Regions from separate parts of the Mus musculus genome. Here region 2 is linked to region 1. A link is a loop called in an ENCODE intact Hi-C map of the cell type or tissue named here. Cell type or tissue: heart. All regions are shown on one strand. Each heading gives the region's core, and the rest is flanking DNA. Links, peaks and the distances in the headings are about the cores only.

Evidence for each region. Peaks named below come from ENCODE experiments on the same cell type or tissue, not always from the same donor. Only the 100,000 strongest peaks of a DNase experiment are listed, where the experiment ranks them.
Region 2: a loop joins it to region 1, with 2.7 times the contacts of the local background. A loop is called at or near these places in 2 of 42 quality-filtered maps.

The regions. Positions count from the first base shown.
Region 1 is chr8:8,822,051-8,831,570 of GRCm38, forward strand. No RefSeq gene overlaps it. Among named protein-coding and RNA genes, the nearest start is that of Gm39127, 100 kb to the left of the region's middle. In heart, for the core only: no CTCF peak of the experiment used is centred there; a DNase peak (open chromatin) is centred at 5,001.
Region 2 is chr8:8,955,390-8,964,909 of GRCm38, forward strand. No RefSeq gene overlaps it. Among named protein-coding and RNA genes, the nearest start is that of 4933430N04Rik, 170 kb to the right of the region's middle. In heart, for the core only: a CTCF peak has its summit at 2,209; a DNase peak (open chromatin) is centred at 5,052; H3K27ac peaks cover 278 bases.

The DNA of each region.
Region 1 (9,520 bases), core at 815-8,814:
TCACTAGGGTGAATGCTGGATGAGCACTCTCCTCATAGTTGTTAGTAACAGCTTATTTGTCTTCCCTTCTTCTTCCTCTTCCTCCTTCCTCCCCCACCCCCTCCCCTTCCCTCCTCCCCCTCCCCTCCCTTCCTTCTTCCTCTTCCTCTTCCTCTTCTTCCTCTCCCTCTCCCTCTCCCTCTCCCTCTCCCTCTCCCTCTCCCTCTCCCTCTCCCTCTCCCTCTCCTTCTCCCTCTCCCTCTCTTCCTCCTCCTTCTTCATTCCTAAATTTCTCTTCTTAGTCACAGGGTGCCACAGTCACCAGAGGAGATGGACCAATGTGAGAGAGTGGACAGGGGATTGTAGGACAGGATTTCTCATGCTGGGCATGGGTAATATCTTAGGCTGCATGCCTCTTGATGGAGGAATGCCCCATGTATTGAAGCATTCTGACCTCTATATTATCCATGCCAGGAAAACGTACAACTCATATACCGCCTTCAGACTTCGGCCAGCCTTCCTCCAGCTTGAGAAGTGCCTAGCTCAGGTCTTGTGGCAGCAACAGTAATGTATTCTCAGTTCCACTCTGCTTCAGAGCTTTAAATCAGACGGCATCTTCATCCTGCACGGGCCTTCCTGAGGACTCCACAAGCATCCTGATGTCACTCAGCTCGCTCACAGGTCACCTCTGTGTGGACAGCAGTCCAGCACCTCCTCCTCGTCCCTGTCTCTCTCTGTATCACATGTTCCCTCCTGAACTGACATTCACACTGCTCAGCTGCTTTGTGCGCGACCTCACTCACTAGAACTTAAAATCCCGTGGAGCCGAGAGTTGGGTTTGCTCGCTGATGTGTTCTATTCAGAAGCTCACATGTCCTGTCTGTGAGTGATGTCAGGGGTCTGCCCCGTTACAGGCAAATCCAGAGCCTAGAACAGTCTGCTGAGGAACGGAGGGTAGGAGGACGTCTCTCACAGCCATGGATAGACTGACCACAAACCCTTTGCTCTTCATTTGTGATTACTGAATACTATGGATTCTTCCTATCATGGAAGAGTTATACAAAAAGGGATAGTTCTAATATGCAAGTTGAATAGGTCCTTGGAAGTTAATTTCCCTTTCCCGTGGAAAAGGACATCGTGAGGCTATTGTTTCCTTCCCCTTCGCTAAGGCGTTTTCAAAATGCCAAGAAAGCGAAGCTAGGAATTCAACCAATGGCTTCATGCCTGCCTCAAAAGCAAGTGGTTGTTTTTTGTTTGTTTGTTTTTTGTTTTTTGTTTTTTTTAATTTAAAATACTTAAAATGCATTTTTCTCTTTTCTTTTTTGTCTTACTGAAATAGTTTCTCGTCAAGAGGGATATAAACTGGGAAGCAAACTAGACTAAAATGTGCCAGAGAGATCCACGATGAGCGGTAATGGCTATGTCCTGTCTGCAGAAGGATTCTGTGTTCACAAACAACTATAGGGCTCCCCAGACATGAGTGCTTGCAGGCAGACGACAATGTGTCTTGTGAACAGGTGTATTCTTGAGGGTCTTGAAGCAGTGATCATCTGTGTGTCGGTCTCATTATGACAAAGGAAATGTGACTTTGTGTTCGGAGTCAGTATCTACAATCCAGACGACCAGGGTTCAAGTACAGTGCCACCATCACTGGCTGGCACCTTGGCGAGCATGCCTCACCATGGCTCAGTCTCAGTTCCCTCATCGGTGAAGAAGCGCAGACACACGTTATGTTACTCATGGAGTTGTTGGGTTTATTACATGAGAAAACTTGTAGGAAGTCAGGGGTGGCTCTGGCTCTCGGAAACCTCTCAGGCCTGCTGGTCTCATGTGAATGCTGTGTTATCACTCTTCCAAAGTAAGGAAACCCTGAGAATACTGGCATAGGAGGTTTCCTGGTTCTGCTGGGCTCAATTCTGGTGCAGTCTAGGCAGGAAAATTGAAAAAACTATGGAAGAACAACTTGTTTTCTCATTTATATAATACTTATTCCAGTCATTTGCACAAATATTTATGGTGGGAATTCAAGAGAAATCATAAAGGAAAAAAAAGAATTATGAATCTTCAACTTGTGTGTGTGTTTGTGCAGAGGAAAAGGGGACCTATGCTTACCTCCTTTAAAACAAACTAATTTCATTATGTTTTAGTAAGAATTAGCTATTTTTGTGAACCCAGCATAAACACACTCATACAAAAGAATGTAAAATCAAACATTCTCCCCTACTGTTTCCAGACAACACCATTAGCATATTGTTCAACTTCTTTTCAGAAATTGTCTCACATAAGATTTTAGAATCTGTTCTAAGACCTAATTTTATATTTTGAAAGTTTTAATTATAAAAGAGATTAAAAACTTGAAGTGGGCAACATATGGAAAACTGGCCTAGAATGGGCTCTCCTTTTCCATGTGTTGGTAGATGCATGTCTGTCTGCCTGCCTGTCCGTATCTGTCTCTCTCTCTCTCTCTCTCTCTGGTGTGTGTGTCTGTGTGTCTATTGCTAGGAAGGGATCCCAGAGCTTTGCCCATGCCAGGCAGGCACTCTATCACTGAGATATACACCAGTCCTTGAAATCAACATTTTGTAAAGTAGTGAGATCTGGGTCTTGGAACCAGCTGTGTAATTTTTCAGTGTTTAACTCTCAACGCTCATTGTTCCTACTAGAGAAATGGGATAATTACACATATGGATCAAAGCAGTAAGCTTACCTCACAAAAGTGTATCCTGACAGAGCCTTGGTCTGGGTTAGCTCTTTACCATCCTTCCCTATCCAGGGGCTCTGAGAAAGCCCACACAGCTAATCGTTTGTTAGCTGCAAGAACCTTTCCTCTCACCCTCTTGTTTTGTCATTTTAAGCTTTAGAGGGAATCTTGGGAAGGCATGTCCAAATATGTGACTGACTCTGAGTTCAGGAGTAGCTCAAAATGAATCCATCCACCTGATGTGTATATACCAGGGGTTCTCTAGCTCAAGGTGGGAAGGAGCAGGGAGGTCGATCAGTTCCAACCTCTGGAGAATGAAGATGCAAGACTCATGTCACCAGTACAGCCACTGGCTTGAAGCCCAGCCGAGTTTCCTGCTGAGCATTTGGAGTCACCCAGCTCCAAGCCTACCCTTCACAGAATTTTCTACATTGGAGTCTCTGATTTGAAAACTAAGACTCTCTTGCTAACAAAAATATTCAGAAACAACAGCTGTAAACAATATTGTTGTTATAACGAGTTTCAGGAACTTGAAAGCATTTCTTACGGTCTCCGTTTAATAATGCTCAGAGATATTGCCTCTCTCTGCATCCTCAGATGACGATCCAATACACTGTCTGTCTCGAGTATTTATAGATCCCTCTGGAGCTCCTGTTCTATTTTAATATTTTTTCTGTGTATGTGTGTGTGTGTGTGTGTGTGTGTGTGTGTGTGTATGTGTGTGTGTGTGTGTATGTGTGTGTGTGTGTGTGTGTGTGTTCGTGTGTGTTCGACTGTTTCTTAAAGAAGGACTTTAATTGTACCTGGTATTTGCCAACATTAAATACAAGTATCTCTTATTTTTCCTTCCATATCCACCATGATGGGTACTAACAGACACATGAGGCACAAGTTGCTACAAGAGTTCTACGTGTAAGAGAAGCATTCTTGAGTTAATGCTCAGGTGGAAAGTATGATGGTATCCTTTGCCCATGACAAAGTTAGTGCTCCCTTATACTCAGCAAATTTGCCATCTGAGTAGATTTGACTACTTGCATTGTTGATGAGTAGAGTTGTGAATATTCACTATGTCCTTCCAAAGCTATTTACTGTTTTCTACATTTCCTATAGTGAACACTCACAAATGTTGGGAAGTGATGTAATTCTACAAAGATCCGATGTATCAGATGGTCCAGTCATGCCTACAGCACTTAATACTATATCCTTGGGTTGTGATCTGCATAACACGCAGGTTCTTTTGTGGATAGGTTTTGGGGTTTATATTACTTTGATAGATTAGAAATGGCTCAAGGTCCGGCATGGAGTCTTCCATTGTTGAGTTATCCCTGCCTGTCAAAAAAAAAACAAAAAAAAAAAAAAAAAAAAAAAAAACCAAAAAAAAACCTCTACTATTGTCAGTGAGCCACTCAACTGACCATAAGGAGAAATGAACAGGGATTAATAAATGATACTTCCCTTTCCCCATCAAATTTACAGTTCACCGTTACATACAAAATGTATAAAGCCCATTCTGACCAAGCTTTTATTGGATTGTTAATGGTAGCACTGATGCAAAAAACTTTTACGTGAAAAAGAAGCAACTTCTCCCCGACTATAGCCAAGCACAAACAGTTCTGGCTTTTCGAGCACTTAACAGGTAATTTTCCTTCTGTGCTTCTCCTGGATGCTGCTCCGATGTGGGTGTGGATGATAAAATTGACTCAGTGCCAAAAGCCCCAACTATCTCCAGCAGTTCTTGCCCCTTGAGAGTCCGACTTGCTGTGGAAATCCCTCCAAAATCAAGGCAACATCTGTGATCTTAAGCCTGCCATCTGTAATAGGTTTCTGTTAAGATGAAAATCTGATGTAAATGATGGAACTGAGGACCTCAGACTCGATGCACAGAACCGCCATCTGTGAGAAGAAAAAAACCCAAACACCTTGTTTGTCTGCTCAGAAGAGATGTGGAGCTTGGAAATAGAAAGGAGACAGTTAGGCAGCAGTGGCCGGAGAATCTCAGAAGCCAGGCATCAGTACAGGACTTAAGGGGGACTAGTTAGAAATGTCTCAGTGATTTTCTGGGTGAGGGGCATCCCAATTCTTTTTAGGCTCAACGGTGCTTGCACACGTCTTCCTTGTTACTGAGGCTTCCGCACTGTTAGAGGTGTTTTGATGGGACTGGTCCACAGGGCACAGTGTATGTAGTCAGCAATCTTTAGCCCAAGGCATGCTCGAGGTTAACAGAAGCCCTGAGCACTCCCTGAGGCCCAGGGCCTCTCTCTGTGTCTGGCAAGAGAACAGTAGTACACGCCCTTTGCCTCACACACAAGGACAATCCTCCTTGGGAGAATGGGAGGTGAGCCAATTTGCTAATACGAAATGAGCAGAAGTATTATGAGCACTCCCCGAGTAATTAGGGAAGGTGATACGAGCAAATTGGAACCTCAGATGAACTCCCTAGGAAAGACGTTGTTCACAGGCTGAAGGAAGCTGAAGTCTGTGGGAGCACCCTTAGAGTATGACGTGCGGGGAGGGATGAAACCAAGGGTGGTTCCTATGGATAAACCACGAGGGGATGCTATTGGTGCTGCAGAGGTGGGTGTGGATATCCACCCACCTGGGGAAAACACCAAGGGTAAACAACAGAACTCTGAATAAAGTAGGTTATTTTGAAATACACCAACACAATCTGGTTATAGGGCATCCATCCATTCAAAGGCATGGCTCGCTGTGGTAAATGGGACCACATGTCAAGGATTATCTTAGTGGACATAGGAGATTCTCACACACGTCCTACATGGGCATTTTGTGGAGCTATCAAAACTCTTTTGTTCTTACCTTGTGCCCATCTTCCAAAATCAGTGTGTCTGCTCTTGCTGAGGCGCCCGGGCACACTGCCTGACCAGTGGGCAGGTCCTTGTCCAAGTAGCCAGATCTCACTCTTGCTAGGGAAGAGCACTGTTTACTAAAATAGTTTGTCTTTAGATGCCAAAGGAAATCAAATTGTAATCAAAAGCTGAGAACAGGCTGAAGTCATCAAGGCTGTCCACTCCAGATTTGGCATCTCTGCATGTTCCCAGGCCTATTAACTACGATACGTTTACAAAAGGGAAAAGCTTTATTGCTTTCAGAATTTGTTTTAAATAATGGCCCAGCGAGGCACTGATGCAACAGACCGCAGTGGCGTCTACAGTGGTTCCTGTAGTTTTCAGGAACACAGAGATACAGGGAGGGAGGGGGAAAGGTTTTATCGACATGGCTCGATAAAGACAGAATGTATTTAGCTGAACTTTGAAATCACAGGAGATGCTGACCAAACTACCAGGGAGACTCTGCTGTGGTCAGTGTATTGTGCCAGTGATGTGGAGAGATGCTAGATCAGTGGGTAAAGGCTCCATCCCTGGGACCTGCTTGGCAGCAGAAAAGCAATTTTTCACACCACAAGATTTTACTTCCCTCCCCACTCTCATGCCATGCTATATCACATACATGTACCCCCATACATAAATGAATAAATATAACATACAGAGACTAAGGACTAGCCTAGTGGGGGTGGGATTTGTAATCCCAGTGTTTGGGAGGCAGAGACAAGAAGATCAGAAGTTTGCCGGGCGTGGTGGCGCTAGCCTTTAATCCCAGCACTCGGGAGGCAGAGACAGATGGATTTCTGAGTTCGAGGCCAACCTGGTCTACAAAGTGAGTTCCAGGATAGCCAGGGCTACACAGAGAAACCCTGTCTCAAAAAAAACAAAAAAAACAACAAAAACAACAAAAAGAAGATCAGAAGTTCAAGACTGTCTTTGGCTATAGGAGGCCTTGTTTTAAACAATGAAAAAAGAGAGTAAAAGGGATGGCTTTCCATGTCCAATATATATAGAAGAAAGTACGATCCAGTGGTTCTCAACCTGTGGGTCGAGACCCCCGAAGAATCAAAACGTCCTTTAATAGGGTCGAATACCGGATATCCTGCATATCATATATTTACATCACAATTCATAACATTAGCAAAACTAGTTATGAGGTAGCAATGAAATAGTGTAATGGTTGGGGTCACCCCAACATGACTAAATGTATTTTTAAAAGGGTTTCAACATGAGGAAGGTTGCAAATCACTGGTTTAGAGAATAATCCTAGGATATTTCATTTGTTTGAAAGTTTTTTGGTCTGTTGTTGTTGTTGCTGCTGTTGCTTTGTTTCCTGCCGAAAAGAACTGATTTCTGTTAAAATGGAAAACGCTAAAGAAAACTGTTCTTTCCGCTTTCAAAGCAGGATGTGTGCAGTTGGTCTCTGTCTCGGGGGCTTTGTCACAACTCTCAGCAGTGACTTCTCTTTCTCGGGTGATTTTTTTTTTTTTAATGAGAAAATGTTAGGCAGTACAGCAAATCTGAGTAGAAGTCACAGGGTAGGACGGCATCCCCATACTCTAATTTATTTCTTTCTTTTAATTCCATTTAGCAGAAAGTTAAGCACCCCATTTCGGCATGCAATTCCCCTAAATAAAAAGAAAAAAGAAAAAGAAAAACAAAAGAGCCGAAAGCTTTGAGGACTAATGGGCCAGCCAGCCGGGGCATCTCACTGTAACATCGTAGTAAGGTTTATATATGGAGTCCGTTTTCCGTCTTGGCACCAATTCACGAGTGCTAGAAGCAGGCTACTATAAAATAAACCCTTCGCCTCAGTGCGGCATGGCCGAGCTGTCTTCTCATCAAGCTGCAGCTTTGTAGTATGTGAGTTAGTCCGGGCCAAGGCTAGAGAGGAAACGATTATCCCACCAGAGGCTCCGAGGGGAGAATTAAAGTCATCAGAGCTGGCAGGGCTAGGCCTTTTCTTTGAACACAGGAATCCTGCTTCAATTCATCATGACCCCTCGTGGAGGGTAGTGGGGAGAGGACACGCTTGGATTCTTCCTGTACCAAAGGAGTCATTTATAAGGTCTCTTCTCACCCTCCAGAAATAGGAGAGACTAGCTTCTTGGCAGAGGGAGGAAGGAGGAATGTGCGAAGTAGGGCAGAGAATCTACAATGGAGTTCTTCAAAGCTAGTCTAAAATGCAGTGGAAAACCTATCCTAAAACCACCCAGGGCACTCAAGGAAGCAGAGGTCGGAGGTCAGGGAGCCAGGGTGGTGCTGGGTCAGGGTGCTTGGCCAAAGTGAAGCAGCTGTATTTCCTTTTGAGGGTCACCTCTGACTCCTCATGCTGGAAGTGTGGACCACTGCCTCTGGCCTTGATCAAATATTGTGATCTTCCAGGTGTGCCCTAGTACCTGGTGGAGACAGCCACTTGGGGAATATGGGTAATCTCCCCAGTGAGAGGGTCTATCTCTCCATAGCTTCTCTTTATAGGCAGTGACCTACATTGCGATGAAGAGAATAACGTGTGTCCTGCCTAATTTAGGAGCATACCCAGTGCCCTTGGCAAAATGACTGTCCTCATCTTTGTAAGGATCACATCCTGTGGAGAGACACCTCGGCAGAAATTTAATCCAAAGAAAGTCTTTCCTCAAAGTCTAGTAATAAAAGAATAAATCTGAATAAAATACCAAAATACTGTTTATAGATGCATGCTAGGAGCTTTTTTATGCCCATCAAAAAAAAAAAAAACAAAAAAACAAAAAAACAAAAAAAACAAACCAACAAAAAACCCAAAACCCAAAACAAACAAACAAAAAACCAGGGCCAAGAACCCCACAGGAACCCCCACCGCCACAGACATTTTCTAGAACCTCTCTCCTTGTTGGTTTTTTGTTTGTTTGTTTGTTTTTTAAATGAGCATTAGTTTTGTGATCCTGTGAAGTTCTCCAGAATGTCAGCTGAAAGCTTCTTGTTATCACCCAGGCAGTACAACCACAGCGAGGCACTAAGAATATAATACAGTGCACGAGCGTTATTGCCGGAGATCATTCAGCATCAGGCCCCAGCCGCCATGCAGCCACACAGCACTTCCTTTGGGGGTGACCTAATGTGGGGAACAATACAGAACACATAAATGGATTTCCTCCCCTTTGGTGACTGGGCTGTCCCCATTGTGTATCTTTATGAGGCATTGAAAACTGGGAAGTGTCTTGACAAAGGGCCTCTCCGGCCTCCAGGATCGATGGCTCTTTCTCACTATTCTTTGTTCCTCAGATAAGTTCATAGATTGTTTTCCCTGTACAACCGGGGTGCTGACTAAGCTCGGGGTGGCCACCACTAAACTGGGCACCAATGGTTGGACTGGCCAGTGGCCAGTGGCAAGACCCTTTGGAAATATCCATTTATTGTCACTGAATAGATTGGTTCATGGGACCTCTGTGGTTGGTCAAAGCTGGGGGTAGGGGGCTTGGGGCAAGATGTGGACTCTATGCAGTTACTGGGTTATTCAGAATAAGAGCTCAGAGTCAGAGTCTAGTTCAGTCACGGGGCTTCTGTCTGATATGTGTAAAGGACAGGGTTCTACCCCTCAGGAGAGAGAGAGAAACGGACAAATTGGGACAATGAGAGACTGAGAGAGTAAGAGAATCTAGAATGAACCCTCAATTTTTGTCCTGTAACCAGAGAATGTTCTGTCCCTCCTTCCTAAACCAAGAGGAAGGAGGGGCTTCGACAGTTCACTCACAGTGCTTCCAGGGTACTGAGTGGGAGAAGAGAGGAGCCATCATCCAGCTTAGAAGAGGTACTTCTGATCCATCCTGCCAGACAGACACCAGAGGCCACCCTGTGGGCTGCCCTGGAACTAAACTGAAACACAGAGGCGTTCATGGGTTCCATTCGTATTTACTATGAGCGGAGCATTGTGAAAGAGGCAGATGTGTTAAAGACACACTCCCACACATCAGGATTACGTCACGGCCAGATTTAAGCACCCACAAGGTCTAAATGACTT
Region 2 (9,520 bases), core at 1,078-9,077, 130 kb after region 1:
GAAGTCCACCAAGTGAGGCATGGGGTGTTTGTGCTTGGAGTTAGTGCATGGCTGTAGCTAAAAATAAGACAGAGATTATAGGTTGAGGAGGAGGTAAATCAGTTTCATGATTTCAAATTTGTTTATATGATTATAAGATTCATTGAAAATATGTTTTGTGTAGGTTATTCTTCCTTCCTTCCTTCCTTCCTTCCTTCCTTCCTTCCTTCCTTCTTTCCTTCCTTCCTTCCTTCCTTCCTTCTTTCCTTCCTCCCTTCCTCCCTTCCTATTTCTTCTCTCTCCTTCTCTTCCTTCTTTCTCCTTTTTCTTCTCCTCCTTCTTCTCCTCCTCCTTCTTCTCCTTCTCCTCCTTCTTCTCCTCCTCTTCTATCTCCTTCTTCCCCTTCCCCTCCCCCTCCCCTCCCCCTCCTTCTCCTTCTTCCTCCTCCTCCTCTTCTTCTTCTTTCTTCTTCTCCTCCTCCTCCTCCTCCTCCTCCTCCTCCTCCTTCTTCTTCTTCTTCTTCTTCTTCTTCTTCTTCTTCTTCTTTCCCATCTTCCTCTTCCTCTTCTTCTTTGTTCTTATCAAGGCCTCATGTAGCCCAGGCTGGTCTCAAGCCTGGTATGTCCTAGAAGATGAGTCTCCACATCCTGAGTGCTCCTATCACAGGACACTGTGCCTTTTTTTTTTAAATGAAGAAGTGGCTCTGGGAAGCTAATTCAGGGTTGGTCGTGTGCATGATAGGCGAGCACTGTAGGAGCTGAATCACATCCCCAACCTTCTTATGCAAATGTGAAATCATCTTGACTTCAGAACCACTGCCCTTGGTTTCTAGATGAAGGCCATTCATGGCCTGCTCTTCATCTTTCTCACTTCAGTGGCATGCAAAATTCGAGGAGTCAAAACCTGTGGCAGATATCACGAGTTCAGATTGTTCAGTCTTTGTTCTAATTATCCCTCAATCTCTCTGTGTACCATATTTGTCTCTGTGTAATCTGACAATAGATCACAAAAGTGCATATTTAAATGTGTTATCTTATCCAAATAAACTAAAAACATTGAGAGTTTTACACTCTTGGATTCCCTTCTCTCTAGACTGTTATTACCAGTGGCCTCAGGCAAGTCACTTCTGATTCAGTTTTCAGTCAAACATAGCCTCTTGTAGTGCAATAAATGACTTTTCATGAAACGCCCCCATATAGAAAAACTAGAAATAATAACACTTTACACAATTAAGGTCATAGGTATTAATTATTTTAAGTTCTAAGCAGGGACATGGCAACAGTCTGTTTCTGGGACAGGATGCTTGCCTGTCACAGTGCTTTGTTCTCCTTGGTAATTACACATCATTTAAAAAGTATATTTTAAACAGGACTTCATGCTTAAGTCTTCTAAATACCATGTTCAAAGGATAACAATTTCATTATGGAAACATGGCTCTCTTTATTATCATGTTCTTTCCTGTAAATACTGGCTTGTGAGAGCCTTGAATTCATTCATGACCGTTACTATTCAGAATTCATTCTGTTCTACCCTGCTTACTATTTGAGATTTTGTCAGTTAATAGAATAAGATTGATTTTGAAAAGCATACCCTCTTGTAGGTGTTGTTTATTTCTTTTTGGTACTGTGTTGATAATTTCAATAGCTGCCATATTTTCTGTGTCTATTAGGTTAACCCAGTCCTTTCAGCTAACATAAGCTGCCAGTCCTGGATAACTTAGAGCGTTTATTAGCTAATTCATCTAATGTTACTTTAAAAATATTTTAAAGCTCTTGACTATTAGTATCTTCTGCATAGAACCATTTTTTAAAGAGTGATGTTTTAATATATATATATGTATGTATGTATGTATACACACACACACACACACATATATATATAACAAAACAAGAGAGGTGGGAGCCCTGTGGCATTAATCCTAACCACCATGGAACATGACCTCGAGTTTGCTTAACCTTTGCGTACCACAGCTCTCCTTTTCCTGGGATTGTCTCTTTGATAAGTGCCCTGCTTTGATGGCTCATTGGGACTAAGAAAATACTCCCTTACTTCTGACCAGGAATCCCTTAATTAGATGTTTATCTAATTACTCCAGAGAACTTAACACATTCTTGTTAGTTTTGGGGATCTTAAGCCCTTTTAGGAACTGGCCAAATACTTAAGAGTGTCTTCCTGTTTTGTTTTATTTTACTGCTCGGTAAAAGCACACATGGGGGAGACACTAACCCAAGACACTGGGACTCCAGCAGGAGCGCTGTCTTGACTTCAATACAATTGTTCTACACAACCCCATCTCCCACTTCTTGTAACTGAGTCTCACTCACCAGAATGGACGAGGTTAGAGCACCTTCAGACGTTCACAAAGGATCCAGGCATTTTTATGACATGTAAAGTCACTCATAGTAAAGTGTGAGAGATCACCATAGTTGCCATGTGATTCAGAGTCAAGTCCAGACTGGTTGAGAGAATCTTTATAGCCAGCTTATTTTCCTGAAAAGATGAGAGAGAGAGAGAGAGAGATAGAGAGAGAGAGAGAGAACAAACTTTCTCTTATGAGGTGCTATCAAGGACTGAGCTGCAAGAGAATAATTAAATGCACTTAAAAAAAAAACACCCTATTACCAAATATTTAAAAAGCCCAAACTCCTATCAAAATATAGTCACATTTTGGGGATGTTGCTCTGTGATTTACAGAGGCAGAGTTTGGAGACTTAGTTACCAAAATCCTCCAGGTCTTCATGGAGACAGATGAGTGGTCTTCCTGTTTAATAATTACATTTAAAACGAATTTCAGCAATCTCTTGTGATTTCAAGTCTGACAGAAAGGAGATGTGAGAAATTAAGCACGGTTACCAAGGCCTACCTGGTTCCGTATGTTGGAGAGGGGCGTGTCTCTATCTCCAGCCCTGGTTCCCTATGTTGGAGAGGGGCGTGTCTCTATCTCCAGCCCTGGTTCCCTATGTTGGAGAGGGGCGTGTCTCTATCTCCAGCCCTGGTTCCCTATGTTGGAGAGGGGCGTGTCTCTATCTCCAGCTTGTGTTTGGAATGAGCAGAGTTGGTCTCAAGCAAGTGCCACAACCGAAAATAAAAACAAGTCTTTGCATTAAAGTTAGACCTTCAAGGTGCAAGGAGGCAATTTTTCCCACAGTGCTCAACCAACATCTTCAGCTCTGACGTCATCCTTTCGGTGTTAAGGAGTCAGGTAAGTTAGGACAGACACATTTTCTGTGTTACCTGATCAAAGGAGTTATACTGAAATAGTTCTTTCTTGGTGTTTTGATTATATCATCAAATAATTGATCTGAGAAAGGAAGGGAATATCAAAGGAGGAAAACAGAGTCCCAGGAATTAGGAAAGCCCTGGTGGCTGCTTCAGGCTATCATCCAACCCTCTACCTAGGAGCCCCGGGGAGGCCGCTAGTTGGCTGGATGTCCTCCACCCACCTAGGTCCTGGGAACACCTGATCCATGTTCAATGTAGCCTCTCTGCAGCAGCTCCAAACAAGGACAATCCAGCCCCTAAGACTTCCATTCAATAAAGCCTGAATGCTGTATCAGTCTGCCCTGAGTAGTTTTGTTTTAAATGTCTGATTTTGCTACTGACTATCTTAAAGGGCCAGAGGACCTGGGAGGAGCAAATTGGAGCAGGAAGGAAATCCTTGAACCTCCAGGCTATGAGCTGTTTTTGGGAACACTGCAGCTCCTTTGCATAAGGCTAGGTGAGGAGAGATGTTACTCTGATTCTCCCTGCTGACTCAAAACAGGCTGAGGACCTTCCAGCCATACTGCCTCACCACAGCCTGGTTTAATGTCTGTAGAGTGAACATTTCTGTTTGGTAATTTCCTTTCTTGCTCAGGGTTTATCCTTTCACAAGGTTTTGCTTTCTTATCAGCTTGGCCACTGTTGCCACTATTGTAACTCAAATGTTGACAAAGCTGTGGGGATAGGACTCAAAACAAAACCACAGGGACAATTTGAAAAAGTTTTTTGTTTTGTTTTGTTTTGTTTTGTTTTGTTGTTTTGGCACGTTGCCTTCAAGAGTCCAGTTGTGGGTAACAAAGAAGGAAGCAAGTCCCAGACACACACAGGGAGACTAGACAGGAGTCTCTGACTTTCATCTCTTCGGAAAATAAATAACTCGAAGATGACTCTAAGAGCTGGACGTTACTGACAGACTCAGGGCTGTGTCCTGGAGGAGAGAGCTGATTGATCAGTGTTGGTTTCGACTCTGTTTCTACTGGTTTTGAACATATTTCTTGGCATCTACCAACATGTCACAAAGGATATCATCAAGCACTGGCTTCCAGCCACGCGATGGGTAGGAAGATGTCTGGCAGTTCTGTTCCAGATCTGGGTACACTAGTCAGGGTCTGTGAGTCCTGATATACTCTGGAGAAGAGTCACTTTTGGACGGGCCTCTCCTTGTAGTAATATGATCTTCAGCCACCTGTCAGGGGTCATGCTGGACTCTGGCCACATGCAGATGGTGAAGGCTCCATCCCATTCTCCTAGAGTTGAAAATGCCAAGAGATAAACAAAGGATTCTCAGAAAGTCCATGCTGAAAGACACGGGTCAGAGAGTACTCTCTGCAGACAGGAAGAAGAGTTCTCAAACAGACATGGGGAGTGCATGGCTTGGCCCCTCCAGCTGGCCAGGGAGGATGACATGAAACATCTGGTTTAGAAGGACACTTCCCCTAGAATACCTTACATAAGAAATGAATGCAGTTTATGGTAGACTTGAGGTTTATGCTCAACATTGTTCATGTGTATACAAATTTTTTGAAGCTATAAAGAAAACCCGCACTCTAAAATAATTCTGGCTCCAAGTAGTTTGGGAGAAGGTAAGGTAGAACTGGTCATGAGAGCTGATGAGGCAGAAGCAGACAGCTTCACTTTGCAGACCCTGCTTGTTGTCTTTATTGTGTGCTCAGCCTGTGCTAGGTACGTCCTGGGATTGTTTCACCAAATCTGTGTTCCAAATCTGAGTAGACCAATTTCCCAAGGAAGCTGAGACTAACAGAGACTGTGGAACTGTCCCAGGATCCCAGAGCTTGTAAGTGATAGGACAGAATTTCCTTCCAGGTTTGTGCTCAAGTGACCAAGTGACTGATTGTCGTTCATTCAGAGAAGAATGACAGCCGCAGCACAAGACCATGACCCTGGCCAAGTGCCTACAGTGACTTGTGCAGTACTCCAGGTTCTTTGCAAGAACTTATTGACCTAAAAAATCATCCCCAAGAGCATTCTACCATCTCCTCTTTGTAGCTGAGCCAATGAAGGCACAGGCAGGTTAGGTCTTTTGACCAAGGTTATACAGCTTATGATGTAAAAGGTCAAGGACTTAAACCCAAATGCTAACTGCAGAGCCCACACTTTTAAAGATCATGTTAGAAGTATGGAAATGTAATTTAAGATAGTGTGATAGTTTGTATATGCTCAGCCCAGGGAGTACCACTATTAGAAGGTGTGGCCTTGTTGGAGTAGGTGTGTCACTATGTGTGGGAGCTATAAGACCCTCATCCTGACTGCCTGGAAGACCATATTCTACTAGCAGCCTTCAGATGAAGATGTATAATTCTCAGCTCCTCCTGCGCCATGCCTGCCTGGATGCTACCATGTTCCCACCATGATAATAATGGACTGAACCTCCGAACCCATAAGTCAGCTCCAATAAATGTCCTTTATAAGAGTTGCCTTGGTCATGGTGTCTGTTCACAGCAGCAAAATCCTAACTAAGACAGGTGTGGAACTTCATCTGAAGATTCATGTCTTCAAGAGAGATTAATTGATTAGAATTCAACATGGTTGTATGACCTCAGGTGGTGGGTTTGGAAGTCACTGTTATACGTATTTGAAGACATCAGTGTACATGAGACCACGCTGGGGAAGGTTTATCTTATGTGTTCATGGCCAAGCATCTCTGGCTGGTTGAGTATCTCTTCATTATTGAAGGTGCTGCACCCCTTCTCAGAGACAAGCAGTCCCTGCCCTCCCTGGCACCTGTCTCATGCATGTAAATATTTGCCCACACACTGAGAAACCCTGCAGTGTGATTGTCACCATAGGTTTTGATTTGTTTCTTTTCAGCGTTTCTTGTCATTGGATATGTATGATACTCTGTCCTCTGAAGCTGCAGGGTTTGTAGTAGGAATGAAGTGGAGGCCTGGACAGCTACTCAGAGTTAAAAGCATCGTTTGCCAGGCTGTGATGATGGAGAATGGCCTTTGTTTTCTTTTCTTGATTTTCTTTTATTTATTATTTGACTGTTTGTTTGTTTGTTAGTTTGTTTTTCGAGACAGGGGTTCTCTGTATAGCTCTGGCTGTCCTGGAACTCACTTTGTAGACCAGGCGGGCCTCAAACTCAGAAATCCATCTGCCTCTGCCTCCTAAGTGCTAGGATTAAAGGCATGTGCCACCACCCCCCAGCTATTTCACTGTTTCATACATGTATGTGACATATCTTCATTATATCTACCCCAACTCCCTCCTCCCGCTACCAGGCCTCCCCTACATATTCTGCTCCCACCTCCTGGCCCATCAAATGTTCCCCTTGCAGCCCCTGGACCATTCATGTATTCTCTTCCCGTCCCAAGGCCATGCCCAGTATATCCCCCCACTTTCTAAGACCATCACCTTTTCATAACCTCCCCATATCTTCCCCCTTCCCAGTCCCCCAACTTTCCCTCCCCAACTCTTGGTTGTATTCAGTACTAACTATCAGTTAATACTAATTATCAGATAATACTAATTGTCACTTTTCTCTTCTCTGGATGGTGGGAAGGCACCTATGGCAAGATTGTGGTCATTCTGAACAAACCCACACACTGGCTGTCACACACACACCAGAGAAGAAACGAAACACACAGGAGCTCTTTCCCAGAACTCTATATTTTCCTCAGAAGACAGGAAAAGCTCAAAAATCTACTGAAAATAACAAGAACATTGTCAGAAAAAAATGCTTCTGAAGTAGAGAGGCAGGTATTTATTGTGTGTCCTCCTTGAATGGCCTAAACACCAAAATGACCTGTAAAGACACCAGCCACCAAGGAAATGGTCATTTTATTTGTGGGAAATTGAATTTTCTCCAACTGAAGTCCATTTTGTCCTTCCCCTAGTGTTTGGAACGCACATGTGAAACATGAACCTTGGAAGCTGAACTGTTTTCCCGTTGTGTTTTAAACAAGCCTCTCTGGGTTTTTATTTCACTGTTTTGGGGTGCCTCAAACCCAGGCCTATAAGTGCAAGGGAGTTCGAATGCTCAGGAAGGCCACACCAGGTTACTTTGTTTTAGGCAGCTTTCTGTAGGCAACAGCCATCCGGGGAACAGAAGATTTTAGGGGAACGTCTCGTGGAGGAGCATTCACTACACCATTGCATCTATGTGGCTCTTCTAAATCACAGCCCAATGTTGATGATAATGTGTCTCTACTTTTAACTGTTGAGAGTTAATATTATAAAGGATAGATTGCCACCGTCATGGGGATTGTTACATAGTAGACCAAAGACTTGGGTCTATATCAAAAGAATATCAAACCCTTTTACCATTTGCTTCTTAAAAATAATAGCTGCTCTGAGAAGAGTTTGCAGTGCTGTGTTTTTGGTCTCCTGTGAGCTGAAGGACCTTCCAGTCCCCTCAGTAGTAGGTGTAACCACAGGGTTTCTTTCTGAAACCCTGAGAGTTGATCCCAGTGACATCTGTGGACTGCTTTCTCCTGCTAGGCCCTGCAGCATCTCCTAAAAGAACATTTCCTTGTATACAAAGCACCAGGAAGGCCTGTCCTCTAAGCCTCATTAACTCAGCCCACGTGACAGGAGTCCATCAAGGGTAGGCAAATTCAGCCTTAAACCCTTTACCCTCAGAGTTGGTGGCCCGGGCTATCAACTGGGTGATATGGAGAAGAATGTTCCTAGAAATGAATTCTTTCATAAACATGTTGACTTCATACTCTGGCTGAAAAACTTAAAAGATGTATTTAAGAAAGGGTTCCAGAGATTTCCCTCTCTTGCTTCAGCCTGAGGTCAGATATGCCAGCAAGAAAGACGCTGCAACAGGATCCTTCTGCACACGTTTATTGGGAGAGCTTGATTGCAGAGGCGAAGAGACCCCAAGCCCAGAACTGGTGCTGCTTATATAGGCCTAGGAGAGGCGTGTCTCACACCCGGATTGGTTATGCATCCTACCTCATTTGCATGTCTCACATCTGATTGGTTATTCTCTCTCAGTACCTCACAGAACCTCATTAACATACCTCATTTGCATGTCTCACATCTGATTGGTTATTCTCTCAGTACCTCACAGAACCTCATTAACATACCTCATTTGCATGTCTCACATCTGATTGGTTATTCTCTCAGTACCTCACAGAACCTCATTAACATACCTCATTTGCATGTCTCACATCTGATTGGTTATTCTCTCAGTACCTCACAGAACCTTATTATCATTCCTCGTCATTATCATACCTTATTTGCATGTCTCACATCTGATTGGTTATTCTCTCAGTACCTCACAGAACCTCATTATCATGCCTGGGCCAGGCAGTATCTTGGAAAAAAACTTTACTGCATATGTACACATTGGTTGTTTGCCCAAACTTATGCATGGTGGCCAGCAGTAGCCAGCGCCACTCTGCAACGGCACATGTGGCTTCCCACAAGATAGGACAAGATTGCTGCTCCTGCTGCTGTTGCTGCTGCTGCTGCTGCTGCTGCAGTTCATGGCTAAGGCTGTGCACCTTGCAGCACAAGACAGACACAGGAAGAGACCAGAACAATATATTGCTCCCACAACGTGCCACAGTGGGTTGCTTTCTCTTGCTAGACCCCTCACTAGAGCCTGCAGCATCCCCCAAAAGACTGCCTCCTGCTGGAGACAGATCCCACATCTGGGGACACAGCTTGCACTCCTCATTCGGCTCTTGCTAGATATGAAGATGACTGTTGTCTTAGTCAGGGTTTCTATTCCTGCACAAACATCATGACCAAGAAGCAAGTTGGGGAGGAAAGGGTTTATTCGGCTTACACTTCCATACTGCTGTTCACCAGCAAGGAAGTCAGGACTGGAACTCAAGCAGGTTAGAAAGCAGGAGCTGATGCAGAGGCCATTAAGGGATGTTCTTTACTGGCTTGCTTCCCCTGGCTTGCTCAGCCTGCTCTCTTATAGAACCAAGACTACCAGCACAGGGATGGCACCACCCACAAGGGGCCTTTCCCCCTTGATCACTAATTGAGAAAATGCCTTACAGCTGGATCTCATGGAGGCATTTCCTCAACTGAAGCTCCTTTCTCTGTGATAACTCCAGCTGTGTCAAGTTGACACAAAACTAACCAGTACAACTATGCTATGGAAAGAGCCACAGAAAGAAAGAGACAAGCGTGCCTGCTGCTGACATTCATGCTGTTGACAAAGCCTCAGTTCCCACTGAGGAAGCCAGAATAACTTCCTGTTTTTTCACTCAGACAATTGGAATTTATTGTTGACTATAAAATAGAGTCCCTTTTGTACAGATTGACCTCTTTCTCTTCTTATTTGTGTGTA